2 separate regions of the Homo sapiens genome follow, and region 2 is linked to region 1. A link is an interaction called in ENCODE POLR2A ChIA-PET data of the cell type or tissue named here. Cell type or tissue: MCF 10A. All regions are shown on one strand. Each heading gives the region's core, and the rest is flanking DNA. Links, peaks and the distances in the headings are about the cores only. Region 1 holds the start of LOC124901310 (a long non-coding RNA gene). Region 2 overlaps FANCE (FA complementation group E).

Region 1 (16,324 bases), core at 7,212-9,711:
ATCTCCTTTGGCAAGAGAACTTTGGTAAGCTGTTTACTGAATTTATTAAAATTCGTCCTTTCTAAAATATAGACCATCTATTCCTAGGCCCTTGGACTGGACAGTGCCAATGAGAAAGGCTTGTATAGGAGGGGTGAAGCCCAGCTGCTCATGAACGAGTTTGAGTCAGCCAAGGGTGACTTTGAGAAAGTGCTGGAAGTAAACCCCCAGAATAAGGCTGCAAGACTGCAGATCTCCATGTGCCAGAAAAAGGCCAAGGAGCACAACGAGCGGGACCGCAGGATATACGCCAACATGTTCAAGAAGTTTGCAGAGCAGGATGCCAAGGTGTGTGCAGAGCCTGATGACTGCAGGTGGATCAAGAGCCTGACCATGCCCCTTTGATTTTAGGGGACAGGAACAGCTAAACAACCCAAGAGGCTCAAGAGCAGGGAAAACGATTTCCAATCTAATCTGAGGCTGCTTTGGATCCAAAGGTCGAGTAGGGCAGTTCCAGTCACCAAAGGCACACGTCATGAGAGATGAGAAAACTAAATTCCCTTCAGATGTATTAGATTGGTTCAAAAGTAATTGTGGTTTTTACCATTACTTTCAATGGCAAAAACAGCAATTTTGCACCAACTCCCCCCGCCCGCCCCCCGGGCCCCTGCCCGAGTCAGAGTCTCACTCTGTCACCCAGACTGTAATGCAGTCGTGCTAACATGGCTCACTGCAGCCTTGACTTCTCTGGATCAAGTGATCCTCCCACCTCAGCCTCCTGAGTAGCTAGGACAAGCACACTACCACACTGGGCTAATTTTTTAAAATTTTTTGTAAAGATAGGGTTTCACTTTGTTGTCTAGGCTGGTCTCGAACCCCTGGCTTCAAGGGTTCCTCCTGCTTTGGTCTCCCAAAGTGCTGGGATTATAGACATGAGCCACCATGCCCAGCCCTTTTGTCATTTTTGAAAAATTGTAAACCCATCAGGATTTTTTTTTCAAGTAAGACTTACGATTTTCCCAGGAAATGGGATGTTATAGGAGCCCCATCATCACACCTGTTATCTTGAGGGTCGGCAGCCAGCCTGAAAAATGTGGCAGGAGAGGTCTGTCTGCAGAGAGGGCGGCCTCCCTACAGCATAGTTGGCATTCTGGTCCTGTCCCCAGTCTCCAGGAATGCCCAGACTTCATTATCCCACAGCTGTCCCATGTGTCAACCAAAGAAAGGTGAAGCTCCCACTCTAACTATTGGTAGCACAGCCCTGACCTACCCAGCTAGATATCCTAGAGAAAATCATTGCAATACCTCGTGTTTGGGACCTGATACACAGTCTGGAGGAGCCAGGAATTATTTCACTTCTTTATTCTCTAACCTTCTTGATTGCTTATTTCTTCCTTAGGAAGAGGCCAATAAAGCAATGGGCAAGAAGACTTCAGAAGGGGTCACTAATGAAAAAGGAACAGACAGTCAAGCAATGGAAGAAGAGAAACCTGAGGGCCACGTATGACGCCACGCCAAGGAGGGAAGAGTCCCAGTGAACTCGGCCCCTCCTCAATGGGCTTTCCCCCAACTCAGGACAGAACAGTGTTTAATGTAAAGTTTGTTATAGTCTATGTGATTCTGGAAGCAAATGGCAAAACCAGTAGCTTCCCAAAAACAGCCCCCCTGCTGCTGCCCGGAGGGTTCACTGAGGGGTGGCACGGGACCACTCCAGGTGGAACAAACAGAAATGACTGTGGTGTGGAGGGAGTGAGCCAGCAGCTTAAGTCCAGCTCATTTCAGTTTCTATCAACCTTCAAGTATCCAATTCAGGGTCCCTGGAGATCATCCTAACAATGTGGGGCTGTTAGGTTTTACCTTTGAACTTTCATAGCACTGCAGAAACCTTTAAAAAAAAAATGCTTCATGAATTTCTCCTTTCCTACAGTTGGGTAGGGTAGGGGAAGGAGGATAAGCTTTTGTTTTTTAAATGACTGAAGTGCTATAAATGTAGTCTGTTGCATTTTTAACCAACAGAACCCACAGTAGAGGGGTCTCATGTCTCCCCAGTTCCACAGCAGTGTCACAGACGTGAAAGCCAGAACCTCAGAGGCCACTTGCTTGCTGACTTAGCCTCCTCCCAAAGTCCCCCTCCTCAGCCAGCCTCCTTGTGAGAGTGGCTTTCTACCACACACAGCCTGTCCCTGGGGGAGTAATTCTGTCATTCCTAAAACACCCTTCAGCAATGATAATGAGCAGATGAGAGTTTCTGGATTAGCTTTTCCTATTTTCGATGAAGTTCTGAGATACTGAAATGTGAAAAGAGCAATCAGAATTGTGCTTTTTCTCCCCTCCTCTATTCCTTTTAGGGAATAATATTCAATACACAGTACTTCCTCCCAGCATTGCTACTGCTCAGCTTCTTCTTTCATTCTAATCCTTGCTATTAAGAATTTAAGACTTGTGCTTACAATATTTTTGACCTGGAGTGGATCTATTTACATAGTCATTTAGGATCCATGCAGCTTTTTTTGTCTTTTTAAGATTATTGGCTCATAAGCATATGTATACTGGTTTATGGAACTTTATTTACACTCCTCTATCATGCAAAAAAATTTTGACTTTTTAGTACTAAGCTTAATTTTTAAAAACAAAATCTGTAGGGTTGACAAATAAATAGTTGCTCTTCTACACTAGGGGTTTCACCTGCAGGTTTGACACGCAGTTGCTCGCTTTTCCTGCCCTGTCAAGCTTCTCTGTTCTGGCGTGAGTTGTGAAAGAGTTGAAGACAGCTTCCCATGCCGGTACACAGCCAGTAGCCTAAATCTCCAGTACTTGAGCTGACCATTGAACTAGGGCAAGTCTTAAATGTGTACATGTAGTTGAATTTCAGTCCTTACGGGTAAACAGATTGAGCATGGCTCTCTATTCCCTCAGCCTAAGAAACACTCATGGGAATGCATTTGGCAACCCAAGGAACCATTTGCTTAAACCTGGAACATCTCACCTTTTTAAATCCTAAAAAACACTGGCAGTTATATTTTAAATTAGTTTTTATTTTTATGATGGTTTTATCAAAAGACTTTTATTATTAGATTGGGACCCCCTTCAAACCTAAAAATCAAGTTATTTCCTTTTATAATACTTTTCTTCCCCATGGAACAAATGGGATCAATTTGTGAGTTTTTTCCTTTAATGATAACTAAAATCCCTCTAATTTCTCATTTATGCTTTTGTCTTTTTTATGAAATATTTCTTTTAAAAGCCCCAGTCTCACCTACGAAATATGAAGAGCAAAAGCTGATTTTGCTTACTTGCTAAACTGTTGGGAAAGCTCTGTAGAGCATGGTTCCAGTGAGGCCAAGATTGAAATTTGATACTAAAAAGGCCACCTAGCTTTTTGCAGATAACAAACAAGAAAGCTATTCCAAGACTCAGATGATGCCAGCTGTCTCCCACGTGTGTATTATGGTTCACCAGGGGGAACTGGCAAAAGTGTGTGTGGGGAGGGGAAGGGTGTGTGAGTGGTTCTGAGCAAATAACTACAGGGTGCCCATTACCACTCAAGAAGACACTTCACGTATTCTTGTATCAAATTCAATAATCTTAAACAATTTGTGTAGAAGTCCACAGACATCTTTCAACCACCTTTTAGGCTGCATATGGATTGCCAAGTCAGCATATGAGGAATTAAAGACATTGTTTTTAAAAAAAAAAAATCATTTAGATGCACTTTTTTGTGTGTTCTTTAAATAAATCCAAAAAAAATGTGACTTCCCATTGTTTTTGGTTTTGCTTAAGTGATTTTCAGGGAAAGCTATATTGGTTAAAAAACCATGGTGGGGGCCAACTTGAAGAAATTAGACATCAGAGAGGTCAGGCGTAGTGGCTCATGCCTGTAATCCCAGCACTTTGGGAGGCCAAGGCAGGTGCATCACCTGAGGTCAGGAGTTTGAGACCAGCCTGGCCAATGTGGTAAAACCCTGTCTCTACTAAAAATACAAAAATTAGCCAGGTGTGGTGGTGCACACCTGTAATCCCAGCTACTCAGGAGGCTGAGGCAGGAGAATCACTTGAACCTGGGAAGTGGAAGTTGCAGTGAGCCAAGATTGTGCCACTGCACTCTGGCCTGGGTGACAGTGAGACTTGGTCTCAAAAAAAAAAAAAAAAAAAAAAAATCAGAAAATCGGCAATGGACAGTATCATCCTACACTTTGCTCTAAGGTGAACCTGAAACCAACATTGGGGTGAAAGTGGCAGAACAATGCATCGTTGCTAAAAAGAACCAAGTAATGGGAAAAATAAAAAGGTTTTGTTTTTTCATTAGCCAGCGGATATTTCACCTTTTTAAGCTGATTTTAAGGTAGGCTCGACTTGCAAAATAAAATTTAATTGTGCCCTTTAATAAATATATGAAACATAAGTAAGGCTATCTAAGGTGGTGGTCCATATTGAGCATGCATTTTCTTTCTTAAGTAGCATATATCATCAATACTCATCATCACAGACTCTCAAGGCCTAAGGAGATGTCACATATACTGCAAATCCTCATTTTCACACTGCAAAAGAAGGTGGCACAGTGCTGGAAGGTACTTAGTAGGACCTCTGAGGTCTACAGACAGGTTGATGCAGGTTCTAGGCACCCTTTATTCCCTCTGAATTCTTGGCTTCATCTCTGGATTTGAATTATATTTCTCCCTCCTCCCTGTTAAATTATTTGGTAATGAAATAAATTCCTAGCTAGGTGCGGTTGCTTATGCTTATAACCCCAGCACTTTGGGAGGCCGAGGTGGGCAGGTTGCTTGAGCCCAGGAGTTCGAGACCAGCCTGGGCAACATGGCAAGACCCTGTCTCTACAAAAAGTACAAAAATTAGACAGACATGATGGTATGCACCTTTAGGCCCAGTTACAGGCTGAGGTGGGAGGATCACTTGAGCCCTGGGAGGTTGAGGCTGCAGTGAGCCATGATCATGCCACTGCACTCCAGCCTGGGTGACAGAGCAAGACCCTATCTCAACCATAATAAATTCCCTTTATTTGCGTGCTTTTTTTTTGTAAGAAAATAATGATCACCCTAGGGATCTTGAGGATGAGCCAGAGAAGATTCCTGGCTGTAAATGTGTGATCTCAGAAATTCAGAGGCAGCTTGCACAACCTCCAAAACGAGGACTGCCAGTGAAGGGCTTTGTCTATACTTACTTGGCCTTAGCAGCACACTGAACTCCACTTTTAGTATGGTACATGTGAAGCCTGTATTCTCTGGGGCTGGAGACTATCTCCAGTATTGGTGACAAAACGCATTGAATTTGAGCCAGTTAGTCAAAATCCTGAAACTCAGAATTCCCCAACCCAGCTGTGTATTTTTTCCATCAGCTGGCTACTTATGCATCTGAATGACAGTGACTGACGAAAGTACATAAAAGGACATTCTCTGATGGCTTGAAAAGTTTTGGTAGACCTTCAGTACTTCCCTTCAGATTTTTCTCTACTACATGTCTGACATGGAGATTTCTGTGGGAGGAGAAGGCACTATCTGTAATTGCCCAGAATCTCCACGTGTGACCTTAATAATACACGGCAAGAAAGAGACAGCGTTAAATACAACTCTTAAGATTTTTGACAGCATCTTGTTTGGGTAACTGCAGCCTATAGTTAGAAAAATTAAAGCACAGTTTATAAGGCAGGGATTCTTTGTCTTCTAAAGATGAGGGAACCTTGGAGAATCAAGAATATGGGGAGGACCCAGAATGGTGATGCAGCCTGCCCATGGCCGTCAGGTCACCTGATGCCCTTGCACCATTTTAAAATAGGTCTTTTTCTAGTATGATGAGTGATGCTCTTGGTGTATGGAAGGAGATGTTGGTACTTCCTTAGAATTCCCACATTCGGTGGAACTGAAATGGCAGCAGAGCCATGGGCCTCATAGTCTACTTTGGAATAAATCTATGGTGGGAAGCTTGCCAACGTGTTAAGCAGAGGCATCTTTTTAAAATACACTTTAGGGGCCAGGGATGGTGGCTCACACCTGTAATCCCAGCACTTTGAGAGGCTGAGGCAGGAGGATTGCTTGAGGCCAGGAGTTCAAGACCAGCCTGGGCAACATAGTGAGACCCCATCACTACCACACACACACACACAAATTAATTAGCTACACATGGTGGTGCATGCCTATAGTCCCAGCTACTTGAGAGGCTGAGGTGAGAGGATACTTGAAGCCATGAGTCGTAGGCTTCAGTGAGCTATGATCACGCCACTGCACTCCAGCCTGGGCAACAGAGTGAGACCTTGTCTCTAAAATTAGAAAAAAAAATGTGGCTGCTACATTGTTTCCACCTCTCAAATCTCCACAAGGTCATTGGTCCTTGCTAACCCAGAACTAAGCAGGGAAGGAATTCTGGGACATGTGTTTCCAACTTGGCTTAGTTGACACATTGCAAATACAACATGTGGCTAAGGCTTTCTTTTTTGTTTTTGTTTTTGAGAGGGAGTTTTGTTCTTGTTGCCCAGGCTGGAGTGCAGTGGCACAATCTCGGCTCACTGCAACCTCTGCCTCCAGTATTCAAGTGATTCTCCTGCCTCAGCCTCCTGAGTAGCTGGGATTACAGGTGTCTGCCACCACACCCAGCTAATTTTTTGTATTTTTAGTAGAGATGGGGTTTCACCATGTTGGCCAGGCTGGTCTCGAGCTCCTGACCTCAGGTGATCAACTTGCGTCAGCCTCCCAAAATGCTGGGATTACAGGCGTGAGCCACCGGGTCCGGTCTGTATCTAAGCCTTTCTTGAGGTATTAAATATTTCCAGCCTGGGTCTGCTCTGGGATAATGTGTTTTCATAAGATAACTCCTTATTGTAGGCATTGTTCTTGGCTTAAAGTTATCTCCTTAAAGCTTCTGACTAGGGAAATAAGTGGTAAGAATAAACAGTTGATGAGTATTTGGGGATGCAATGACTAATTCTAGTTACTCTAGTTCTAGTGAATGACTTGATGAGTTTGTATTGTATCTGCTCACAACCGTGTTTCCACACTAAGGACTCCTGAATTTTTTTGTCTTAAAAACTTAAACCCGCTGGGTGTCCTGGCTCACACCTGTAATCCCAGCACTTTGGGAGGCCGAGGAGGGCGGATCACGAGGTCAGGAGATCAAGACCATCCTGACTAACATGGTGAAACCCCGTCTCTACTGAAAATATGAAAAATTCGCCAGGCTTGGTGGTGGGCGCCCATAATCCCAGCTACTCAGGAGGCTGAGGCAAGAGAATGACGCGAACCCAGGAGGCGGAGCTTGCAGTGAGCTGAGATCGCGCCACTGCACTCCAGCCTGGGCGACAGAGCGAGACTCTGTCTCAAAAAATAAAAATAAAAAACTTAAACCCATGTGTATCCTATTGCCCTCTGTGGCTACCAGAGTCTTCCTAACATGACACCAGCCTTTACCTGTAGTTAACAAAATGTGATTCCCCTTCTCCCACTGAGGGATCAGGAACACTGCCTTACTCATCACCATCCTCAGCACCCAGTCCATCATCCCCAAACTAGAACATAGTAGATACTCGGTAAGCTGGCTTTGTCCCTCCTCTGAAGGCAGCCTCTTGTCTGTATCCCAGTGGCCCTTCACTCCTGTTACCTGAGATGTGGAGGCCAAAGCCCCATGATACTGTGGTTGTCCCTGCAGCCTGATTTTGTGTCTTGAATTCTTTTCCAAGTGGTGAACCAGCAGCAACTTGAATTTTGAGAGCCCATAACTGTAAAATGGGTCCATCGTCTTCAGGCTACATTGATCTTATATCTATTTTTAGTCACAATTGATAACTCAGAGTTCACCAAATACGAAGATCAAATATAAAATATTTTCCTTAAAAGTATTCTAAGACCACCCCGCCCAGTCTGGTGCCCTGGTCAGCCAGCCCCCAAACATTTACGGCCCATCTGTTGTGAACTGGGTACTGTTCCACTGAGGTGAAGGATGGGGCCCCCTGGGCTGAGCGACTCGCAGACAAGTGAAAAATGAGGCATGCAGATGGCTGCATCATCACAGAGCATCTGCCATCTGCTACTGACATCTACAAAATAGGGAACAGCAGGAAACTCAAGCCTGCCTCTCCAGCTCTCCCCACTCATTCAGAGCCACACTGGAGACCGAGTCAAGCCAGGGCCCACCCCACTGCTGACATCCAGCCCAGTGCTACTGGGCAAGCCCTTCCTCAGCACTGCCCCCAGCTGGCCACTGTTCCACCCCTGTGCTTCTCTCCAAGCATCCGGGCTGCAAAAAGTGCCCAGCCCTACCCTGAGCTATACCAGCCCTCTTGCCCTGGGCCCAGCCAGGATGGTTTCTCCTGGTGGCAGGATGTTAATCTCTTTGGCACACCAGGCAGAAGTCTAGGAGCAGAGAGCTATGTCCTTAGGTCTGTTTTTCAGTTACCTGCCTACTGGAATACAGCTGCAAGAAAACTGTGTCCTTTATTTACGAGACAACTGTACAGATACAGCATGCCTAACTTTGCTTACTGCATGGTCACTAGGATGTACTGAGTTTCAAGGAAATATGTTTTTGCTACATTTTAATTAGCACTACCCCCCTTAGGTGAAATTTGGGCCAGGTGCAGTGGCTCACACCTGTCATCGTAGCACTTTGGGAGGCCAAGGCAGGAGGATCACTTGAAGCCAGGAGTTTGAGACCAGCCTAGGAAACAAAGCAAGACCCTGTCTCTACGAAAAAATTTTAAAATCAGCCGGGCGTGATGGCGCATGCCTGTAGTCCCTGCTACTCAGATGGATGAGGTGGGACGACTGCTTGAGCTCAGGAGGTCGAAGCTGCAGTGAGCTGTGATCATGCCACTGCACTCCAGCCTGGGTGACAGAGTGAGACCCTGTCTCAAAATAAATAAATAAATAGGCTGGGCTCGGTGGCTCTCACCTGTAATCCCAACACTTTGGGAGGCTGAGGGGGGCGGATCATGAGGTCAGGAGATTGAGACCATCCTGGCTAACACGGTGAAACCCCGTCTCTACTAAAAATACAAAAAATTAGCCGGGCGTGGTGGTGGCTGCCTGTAGTCCCAGACACTCGGGAGGCTGAGGCAGGAGAATGGCATGAACCTGGGAGGCAGAACTTGCAGTGAGCTGAGATTGTGCCATTGCACTCCAGCCTGGGCGATAGAGTGAGACTCCGTCTCAAAAAATAATAATAACTAAGTAAATAAACTTCCTGACTGTTCTGGGAACCCTCACCCCTTTGTCACCAACACACTTTCCCTGCAGAGAAAGCTACACTGCTTGAGTGAGTTGGTAAATGCTCCTCTCTCTCTCCACTCTGTCTCTCGCAAGGGCACGCAAGGCTTTCTATATGGGCTTCTAAGCTTTCTCTGAACCCAGCTGTCTGGTTGACAAGGAGCAGATTGTAATAAGACAATACAGTGAGGTTTGCACCCTTCTACCCTTCAGCCGTTACCAAATGTGACAGTAGGTAAGTAAACCAAGCCACCTTCAGGCTGCAAGTCGGGGCCTCAGAACCAAGTTATAACCTGAGATAACCCCAGTTGGCTGGATGATTGCCGAGACCAGACTTCCTACAGAGAGTGCTGCCCACTTCTGCGGTGATAACTGCAAAACAGGGCCCCTCATAATGTCCTCATCAGGACCTCCTCAATCTGAGGAACACAGAGGCCTCCAATGTTTGGCAAGAGCACTGGTTTGGGTCCAGCTCTGTGTTGGGATCTCTTGTTTCCTCACCTGTGAAATAACAATGGCTAATATTTATACAACTGTTTTAATTATAGTAGAAAACACATACCATGAAATTTATCATCTTAACAATTTTTCAGGTTTTTTTTTTCTTTTTTGAGACAGAGTCTCTCGTTCTGTTGCCCAGGCTGGAGTGCAGTGGCACAATCTTGGCTCACTGCAACCTCCACCTCCCGGGTTCAAGTAATTCTTGTTCCTCAGCCTCCCAAGTAACTGGGCATGGGCCATCATGCCCGGCTTTTTTGTATTTTTAGTAGAGACGGGGTTTCACCATGTTGGCCAGGCTAGTGTTAAATACAGTAAGAAGTTCTTCTTCAAAGGTTTAGCTTGTTTAAGTTTCCTTGTCCTCTGTTCCCTCCTTTCAAGGCCAGACTTCCTTACTCTCTGTGTCCCCCTGCCCTGGTAAACAACCTTCCCACCAGTCCTTATCTATACAGCCCACATTCCACATCTGCTACCCACTCTGTGAATTACCCCTCCCGTCACAACGACCCTCCCCGCAGAAACTGTTCCTCCCACCCCCCACCAGTGTAACCGCATTCTTGCACTTTTCAAGTTAGCCAACCGGGTTCAGCTTGGATTGGTCCAGCTCCAGCCAATGGAGACAGGACACAGTAGCGGGCACAAGCTGTGTTAGGAATAAAAACCCCTTCCCTCCTTTGTTTGGGGTGCTCTCGTGGCGACCAGACCTACAAGAAGCACCCTTCTGCAGAAGCAAATTTGCCTTGCTGAGAGATCCTTTGTCTCAGTGCTGGTTCTTCTTTGCAGCACTGAGCATTTGTTTCCAACAAATTTGGTGGCCCATATGGGGACCTCATTCTCCTCCGGGAAAGGGTCTCTGATCACTTCTCATGAGGAGACGCATCCCGCTAACTCATTGCAGTGGCCTCAAGGGTAAAGAATCGGGACCCACCCAGTGCAACCAATAAACCCAGACTCTTAGCAACACAGGAAGAAAAGGCCTACAGTTACTGTGGTGAGCAGGTAACGCTATGCACAGACCAAGGTAAGAAAAACTGTGGGGGTGGTGAAGTACTTCCTTGGTGGTAGGGACAGTTTGGAGGTTAAAAGTGTGTAAATAAGATGCACAATTAAGTGCAAAGCGAGTGTGGAGTAAAGTAAAGGAGTGCAAGAAATCTCCAGTGGGGGAGCTGAGCCTCCAGGGAAAGGGAGCAAAAAAAAAACAATCTCTAGTAAAAGAGGTTGAGCCAGGAGGCCGAGGCGGGTGAATCACGAGGTCAGGAGATCGAGACCGTCCTGGCTAACACAGCGAAACCCCATCTCTACTAAAAATACAAAAAAAAAAAAAAAATTAGCCGGGCGTGATGGCGGGCGCCTGTAGTCCCAGCTACTCGGGAGGCTGACGCCAGGGAATGGCGTGAACCTGGGAGGTGGAGCTTGCAGTGAGCCAAGATCGTGCCACTGCACTCCAGCCTGGGTGACAAAGCGAGACTCTGTGTCAAAAAAAAAAAAAAAAAAAAAGAGGTTGAGCCCCACACACACTCAGGTTGAGCCTTCAGGGAAAAGGGTGCAAGAAATCTCTAATAGGAGAGACTGAGCCCCCATTAACTTCCAGGATGGGAAATACCCCTAGTAAAACAAGAACTACAAAGGACCAAACATAAGAAAAAGCAACAGATGATAAAATATTGTTGTTTTTTTTGAACCAAAGAAACTATTCTTAAACCTTTAGTTTTCTGGCCAAGTTTTGGGTCAAATAAGGATTAGATTTGTCAACTTTTAATAAAGTATGTAAATAACAAAAGTCCTGTCTCCCAGGAAGAAATAGACTATGCCCTGCACTGGCGGCAGGGGCCTGTCCTCTACCCCCTAAAAACTGCAGGAAAAAAAGCCAGAAAATACCTCCCCTAAAGAAAGTAAAATCCCTAACCCCAAACAGTCCACTAGCACATGGGATTCAAAATTTCCCTTTCCCCTCCTCCTCAAAAAAGTCTACCCCAACCCTTTTTCCCTTAAGGGAAGTGCCTCTAGGAGGAGGGGAAATTGGCTTTGTAAATGCCCCTTAACTAGTTCAGAGGTCAGAAACCTAAGGAAGAAACTTAAACCACTATTAGATGATCTTTTTAGGGTTGTGGATCAAATTAACCGATTTTTAGGACCACAAGTATACACTTGGGCTGAGCTAATGTCCATCTTAAGTATTCTCTTTTCGGGAGAGGAAAGAACCATGATCCGCAGGGCTGCTATGATAGTCTGAGAGCGCAAACACCTTCCCAGTCAAAATATCCCTGCAGCAGAACAAAAATCGCCGGCCCAAAACCCCCAATGGGATAATAACAATGCAGCCCACCAAGAAAACATGAAAGGCCTTAGGAAAATGATAGTTAAAGGGATTCGGGAATCAGTGCCTCAAACCCAAAATATTTCCCGAGCATTTAATATGCAGCAAGGAAAAAACAAAGGGCCCACGGAGTTTTTAAACAGACTCAAGGAACAGGTAAGAAAATATACAGGCTTAAACATAAAGGATCCCCTTGGACAGGGGATGTTAAAGCTCCATTTTGTTACTAGTAGCCAAATATCACAAAGAAATTACAAAAACAGAGAACTGGAAAGATCAGCCTATAGAGGGAATGGAGGGAGTCAGGGAGAGAGAGAAAGAGAGGCAAAGAGAGAAGATGGAGAGGCAAGGAGAGACAGAGAGACAAAGAGAGGCAGAAAGAGAAAGACAGAGAGAGAGAGGGAGGAAAAGACAGAGAGCCAGAGGGAGAGGGAGAGAAAGAGAGGCAGAGAGAGAGAGAAAGAAGACAAAACAAATGTTTCAAATGTAAAAGAATAGGTCACTTCAAAAGAGAATGTCCCAAATGGGAAAAAGAAACAAAAGTCATATATAAAAGCAGATCAGCTAATATTAAATTTCTGTTAATTCCAGAGGCAAGAACAAACCTATTAGGGAGAGATCTAATGTTAAAATTTGGCTTAAGCCTCTACATTAATCAGGGAAAACTTCTCACCTCCCTGAACTTACCACCACAGATTATGAAAAGTGTATCCATCCTGATACATGGTCAAAAAAAGGACATCGAGAGAAATTACCAGTTCCTCCAATCGAGGTCAAATTAAAAACTCCCAGGAAAATAGTAAAAAGAAAACCCTTCCTTTGAAAGCCGGGCAAATAATCTAGCTGACCAAATAGCCAAGCAAGCTGCCTTTTCCCAAGCAGTACCCATTTTCCATTCAGCCCCTTGCCTTCCCCTCCAGCTGCGGTCCCCATCTTCTCCCATAAAGACCAAAAAAATGTTAAAAGAAATAGGAGCCAAGAAAAGCTCAGAGGGAAGGTGGGTACTACCAGATGGGAGAAAATGTTGTCTAAACCTCTCATGAGGGAAATATTGTCGCAGCTCCATCAAGGATCTCACTGGGGACCCCAAGCCATGTGTGGTGCAGTCCTTAGAGTTTACAGGTGTATAAGCATATACACTCTTGCTAAGCAAGCAGTTACAGAGTGTGCAGAAAAACTAATAAACAAATCCTAAAAAGGCAACCTACTGGGGGCAGAAATCCAGGGCTAAGACCATTCCAAAGTGCTCAAATTAATTACACTGAGATGCCCCCAGTCGTTTGCCTGAAGTACTTGTTGGTAATAGCAGACCACTTTACTCGCTGGGTAGGAGCCACCCCCTTCTCAAGTGCAACCACCAGTAATGTAGTTAAAGCATTAGTTAAAAACATTATACCCAGGTTTGGACTAATAGAAAACATGGATTCAGACAATGGAACCCATTTCACTGCACGTGTCATTAAAAAGCTAGCCCAGGTGCTAGACATAAAACAGGAATGCCATATCCCTTGGCAGGAAGGGTAAAAAGAATGAACCAGACTCTTAAAAAACCACCTCACCAAATTAATCCTAGAAACCCAGCTACCCTGGACTAAATGTCTCCCCATTGCCTTATTAAGAATCAGAACCATCCCTTGGAAAGATATCAGCTTATCCCCTTATAAAACGCTATATGGGCTACCTTATGTACATTCCACTACTGACATTCCTACATTTAAAACAAAATGTCAGTTCCTCAAAAATGATATACTTGGTCTATCTTCCACTTTCTCTTCTCTTAAAACCAAAGGTCTCTTAGCACAGGTGCTGCCCCTGGAATTCCCAGAACATCAACATCAGCTCCCGTCCTCATCAAAGGGTGGAAAAAAGGAAAGCTTGAACCAGCTTGGGAAGGACCTTATCTAGTGCTCCTGGCCACTGAAACTGCATCCGAACAGCAAAAAAAGGATGAACTCATCATACTCGAGTGAAAAAACATCACCACCTCCGGAGTCACGGGCTACTGTTCCAGGGGAAAGTGCTACCTAACTAAAGCTAAGAAAAACCCAACCCTCCTCATGAAGAGGAGACCCTGAAGGATCTCCAAAACCAAAGAAAGTTAGCCTCTATCAATAAGTACCTTTGCCCCTCCAAAATAAACAAAACTGCCTATAATAATAAAACTTGTACCAGATGTGCACAAAGCGCGGGGTGGAGGTTCTGTTATGGTTAGGGAGATGAACTCTGGACCACGAAATATCAAGGCTAGACCTCCCCAGGAGGAAGCTGCATTAATCTAAAGCCCGATATCCACCTTACCAAAGGCATAACTCCCCCTAATTGTCAGCCTCAGCAGTGTAACCCTATACAAATCTTCATCACTGTCCCCACCTCCACTGATGCTAACCCCACTCTAAGCCATTTCTGTGGCCTAGAAGCTAATTTTCATTCTGGGACAGACCCAATAGGATCTTTTGAAATGTGCTTCATTGATCCCCCACCCCCTTCCCTTTCTCCTTCTCCAGAGCCTTCTTTCATTCAGACTGTTATTTTTTCCAATAACAAAGCCATAGTCGACATTACAAATATTAGAGATTTAAAACAAACTTTAGCAGTCGAGACAGGATACCAAAATGCAAATGCCTGGTTGGAATGGGTTAAATATTCTGTTTGCACACTAAATAAAAACAACTGTTACACTGGTGCAACAGACAGGCCAGAGGCTCAAATAGTCCCTTTCCCTCTTGGATGGTCTTCTAACGAACTGGGCATAAGCTGCATGGTAAGTTTCTTCCAAAACTCCACAACCTGGGGCAGCAAGCCACACAAGACTCTCATTGCTATTCCCCAAAGTCAAAGGCTCTGTGGATCAGCCCCCAGGGGCCACCCGGCCTCCAGCCTCAGATGTTAATTTTACCTCGGGTCTCTCACGGCAGGGGGAGAAATTAATGTCTCTCAAAGACCTAAAATGGTGCAGTGAGACTAAGCCTTTCCAAGAACTTACCAGTCAAGCTGCCCTTACTCACTCCCGAGCAGACGTATGGTGGTATTGCGGGAAACTACTATGAAGTTCTCTGCCGAGTCACTGGAGTGGCACTTGTGCTCTCGTTCAATTGGCCATCCCTGTCACCCTGGCATTCCGCCAACACAGTAAGCAAGAAAGTCAGAACCGAGTTAAAAAAAAAAATAAAAAGCACTCCACTGGATCTTCTAACCCTCACATTTATATAGACGCTATTAGAATTCCACAAAGAGTACCAGATAACTTTAAAGCCCAGAATCAAATAGCTGCAGGGTTTTAATCTGTGCTGTTTTGGTGGTCAACTATAAACAAAAATGTAGATTAGACAAATTACGTTTATTACAACCAACAACGATTTGTTAAGTATACTAGAGACACTATTAAAGGGATAGCTGGACAATCAGGACCCACCAGTCAAATGGCCTGGGAAAACAGAATAGCATTAAACATAATACTAGCGAAAGAGGCCGGAGTCTGTGTCATGATTAAAGTCCAATGTTATACTTTTATCCCTAATAACACAGCCCCCGACAAAACAATAACAAAGGCTTTGCAAGGCCTAACCTCCTTATCCAACAAGTTAGCAAAAATTCTAGACTAAACGGCCCTTTCACAAATTTAATGGGAAATTGGTTCGGCAAACGGAAGGGACTTATGTCCTCAATCCTCACCTCTCCTACCATCAAAATAGGGTTCCTTATTCTTGTAGGATGCTGTATCATACCCTGTGCCCGAGGATTAATGCAAAGGCTTATTAAAATAGCTCTCATGAACATGGCTATACAAATATCTCCTGGAGACCTTGCTTTTAATTCTTTTGGTTCTGCGCCCACAAGTAGAATTGCTGGATCAAAGGGTAACTCTATTTTTAATTTTTTGAGGAATTGTCATACAGTTTCCACAGCAGATGCACCATTTTACACTCCCACTAACAGTGCACAAAGGTCCCAATTGCCCACGTCCTCACCAACACTTGTTATTTTCTGTTTTGTTTTTAGAGCAGCCATTCTGGTGAGTGTGAGGTGTTATCCCTTTGTGGTTCTGATTTGCATTTGCCTGGAAGTTAGCGACGTGGAGCATCTCTTCATATGCTTATTGACCATTTGTGTATCACCTCCAGAGAAATGTCTATTCAAGTCTTTCCCCCCTTTTTTCCTTCTGTTTTTTAGAGACAAGGTCTTGCTGCGGCACCCAGGCTTGAATACAGTGATGCGATCATAGCTCACTGTAGCCTCGAACTCCTGGGCTCAAGTGATCTCTACACTTCAGCCTCCTGAGTAGCTAGGGTTACAGGCATGTACCACCACACCTAGCTTTTTG
Region 2 (2,500 bases), core at 1-2,500, 110 kb after region 1:
AAAAGAAGACCCTGTCTCTATTTTTGAAAAATTAAATTTAATAAAAGAACCATGACTGAGACATGGCAGGTACTGTAGAAATAATAGCTCTTAGTACTTTAGCTCTCTAATCTTATCCCCCACCACCATCCATTCTCACATTTTTAGGCTCCATCCACAATGAACTACTTGCAGATCCCCTCAGACACTCACTGCTCACACTGTATCTTTTTCCTGAAATGCCCTTCCTCTCATCTCTGGCTCTTGACTACCATTCACCTTTTAAGAGTCAGGAAGTCTGGGCACGACAGCTCACGCCTGTAATCCCAGCACTTTTGGAGGCCGAGGCGGGCTGATCACAAGGTCAGGAGTTCAAGACCAGCCTGGCCAACATAGTGAAACCCCGTCTCTACTAAAAATACAAAATATACAAAAAATTAGCCAGGCGTGGTGGCAGGTAATCCCAGCTACTCGGGAGGCTGAGGCAGGAGAATCGCTTGAACCTAGGAGGCAGAGGTTGCAGTGAGCCGAGATCATGCCATTGCATTCCAGCCTGGGCAACAGTGCGAGACTCCGACTCAAAAAAAAAAAAAAAAGTCAGGAAGCCCGTCCCAATTCCCAACCACAAACAAAGCTCACTTGCTCCTCTTCTTTTGCCACCAAATGCCCTTTGCACACCTCTCACCTGGCTCCTACCAGATCTTACTTCTAATATCTGTTATCTGTTTATTTTATTTCTCCCCTCTCACTAGCCTGGGGTTAGGTGACGGGGTCAACTCAAGGGCAGGGATTGCATTATGGTCGCTGTTGATTTCCCAGTGCCCCACACAGCATCTGGCCTAAAGAAGTGTTGGCTGGATGAATGAACTCCTAAGCAGTCTCATTCCCCAGTCCTGGGCTTGAACTTGTTGTTTCTCTGGCTAGCACTCAGGGTTTGTTTTTTGTTTTTGTTTTTGTTTTTGAGATGGAGTCTCACTATGCTGCCCAGGCTAGAATGCAGTAGCATGATCTCAGCTCACTGCAACCTCCACCTCCCAGCTTCAAGCAATTCTCCTGCCTCAGCCTCCCTTGTAACTAGGATTATAGGCGTGCACCACCACACCTAGTTAATTTTTGTATTTTTAGTAGAGATGAGGTTTTACCATGTTGGCCAGGCTGGTCTTGAACTCCTGACCTCATGATCCGCCTGCCTCGGCCTCCCAAAGTGCTGAGATTACAGGCGTGAGCCACCGTGCCTGGCCAGCACTCAGGGTTTTATCCCTGACATACATATTCATACACCCTTGTGGCAGGCCCAGGGCAGCCCTGCCAGCAGGACCAGCCCCAAGGCCCTATCAATACTCACGTTAGCCTGATACTTGGTCATCACTGTCAGCATGAGCTTGGCATAGGCCATGGAGGTGGTGGCTGCCAGCCCCTTTTTACAGAGCTTCTCCATTAAGACACTGAACTTCTCAGGGGTCATCTCCACCTGCACACATTGGGAGATGGAGCAGTAATCACAAGAAAGGCTTGGGCTCTTCATTCAGCCAGTCCTGGATTCAATTCCCAACTCCACCACTTCCTAGCTAGGTGACCCTGGGCAGGTAACTTAACCAACCTAAACCTCCATTTCCATATCTATAAAATGAGGCTCAGGATATCTAACGGAAGACTGTGAAAAGGATTAAATGAGATAATGCACATAAGACACACAGGTCTCAGAAAATGGTGGCTACCATTGCAAAGGCTCAGATTAGGACCAAGGGGAAGCCAAGGATCCCTCATCTGGTTCAGTGGTTAAAGATATAAAGGACCCAGGGCCCAAGAGACACTGCCACCTTAATCACCTGTCTCTTTATAATAATAATTTATGCTAGGCACGGTGGCTCATGCCTGTAATCCCAGCACTTTGAGAGGCCAAGGCGGGTGGATCGCCTGAGGTCAGGAGTTCCAGACCAGCCTGGCCAACATGGTGAAATCCGTCTCTATTAAAAATACAAAAATTAGCCGGGCGTGGTGGTGCGTGCCTGTAATCCCAGCTACTCAGGGGGCTGAGGCTGGAGAATCACTTGAACCCAGGAGGTAGAGGTTGCAGTGAGCCGAGATTATGCCACTGCACTCCAGCCTGGGTGATAGAGTGAGACTCCGTCTCAAAAAAAATAATAATTATTATTATTATTTAATAAACACTGTGCATCAGGTACCATTCTGACTACTTTACACCAATTATCTCATTTAAACCTCACTCCAGTCTTATATGGTAGGTGCTATTAATATTATATCTCCCCTTTTGTAGATGAGGAAACCACAGGCATAAAGAAGTTAGGTCAGGGCTGGGCACGGTGGCTCACGCCTGTAATCCCAGCACTTTGGAAGGCCGAGGCCGGTGGATCACGAGGTCAGGAGATAGAGACCATCCTGGCTAACATGGTGAAACCCCATCTCTACTAAAAATACAAAAGATTAGCCGGGTGTGGTGGTGGGCGCCTGTAGTCCCAGCTACTCGGGAGGCTGAGGCAGGAGAATGGCGTGAACCCGG

The links. ChIA-PET counts read pairs that join two places held together with the same protein. Peaks named below come from ENCODE experiments on the same cell type or tissue, not always from the same donor. Only the 100,000 strongest peaks of a DNase experiment are listed, where the experiment ranks them.
Region 2: POLR2A ChIA-PET joins it to region 1 with 5 read pairs; 4 of 35 experiments call an interaction of 5 or more read pairs at or near these places.

What each region holds. Positions count from the first base shown.
Region 1 is chr6:35,560,997-35,577,320 of GRCh38, reverse strand. It overlaps FKBP5 (FKBP prolyl isomerase 5), which reads left to right. Exons shown (of 11, transcript NM_004117.4): 10 at 88-327; 11 at 1,379-3,731. The coding sequence ends at 1,486. It overlaps LOC124901310 (a long non-coding RNA gene), which reads left to right and starts at 10,370. Exons shown (of 2, transcript XR_007059562.1): 1 at 10,370-10,707; 2 at 13,793-14,186. RefSeq lists an enhancer at 7,615-8,115 and a silencer at 10,456-10,656. In MCF 10A, for the core only: a CTCF peak has its summit at 8,208 (motif pointing left); a DNase peak (open chromatin) is centred at 8,170.
Region 2 is chr6:35,461,739-35,464,238 of GRCh38, reverse strand. FANCE (FA complementation group E) reads right to left here. Exons shown (of 10, transcript NM_021922.3): 9 at 1,325-1,450. Among named protein-coding and RNA genes, the nearest start is that of RPL10A, 5.4 kb to the left of the region's middle. In MCF 10A, for the core only: no CTCF peak of the experiment used is centred there; no DNase peak of the experiment used is centred there.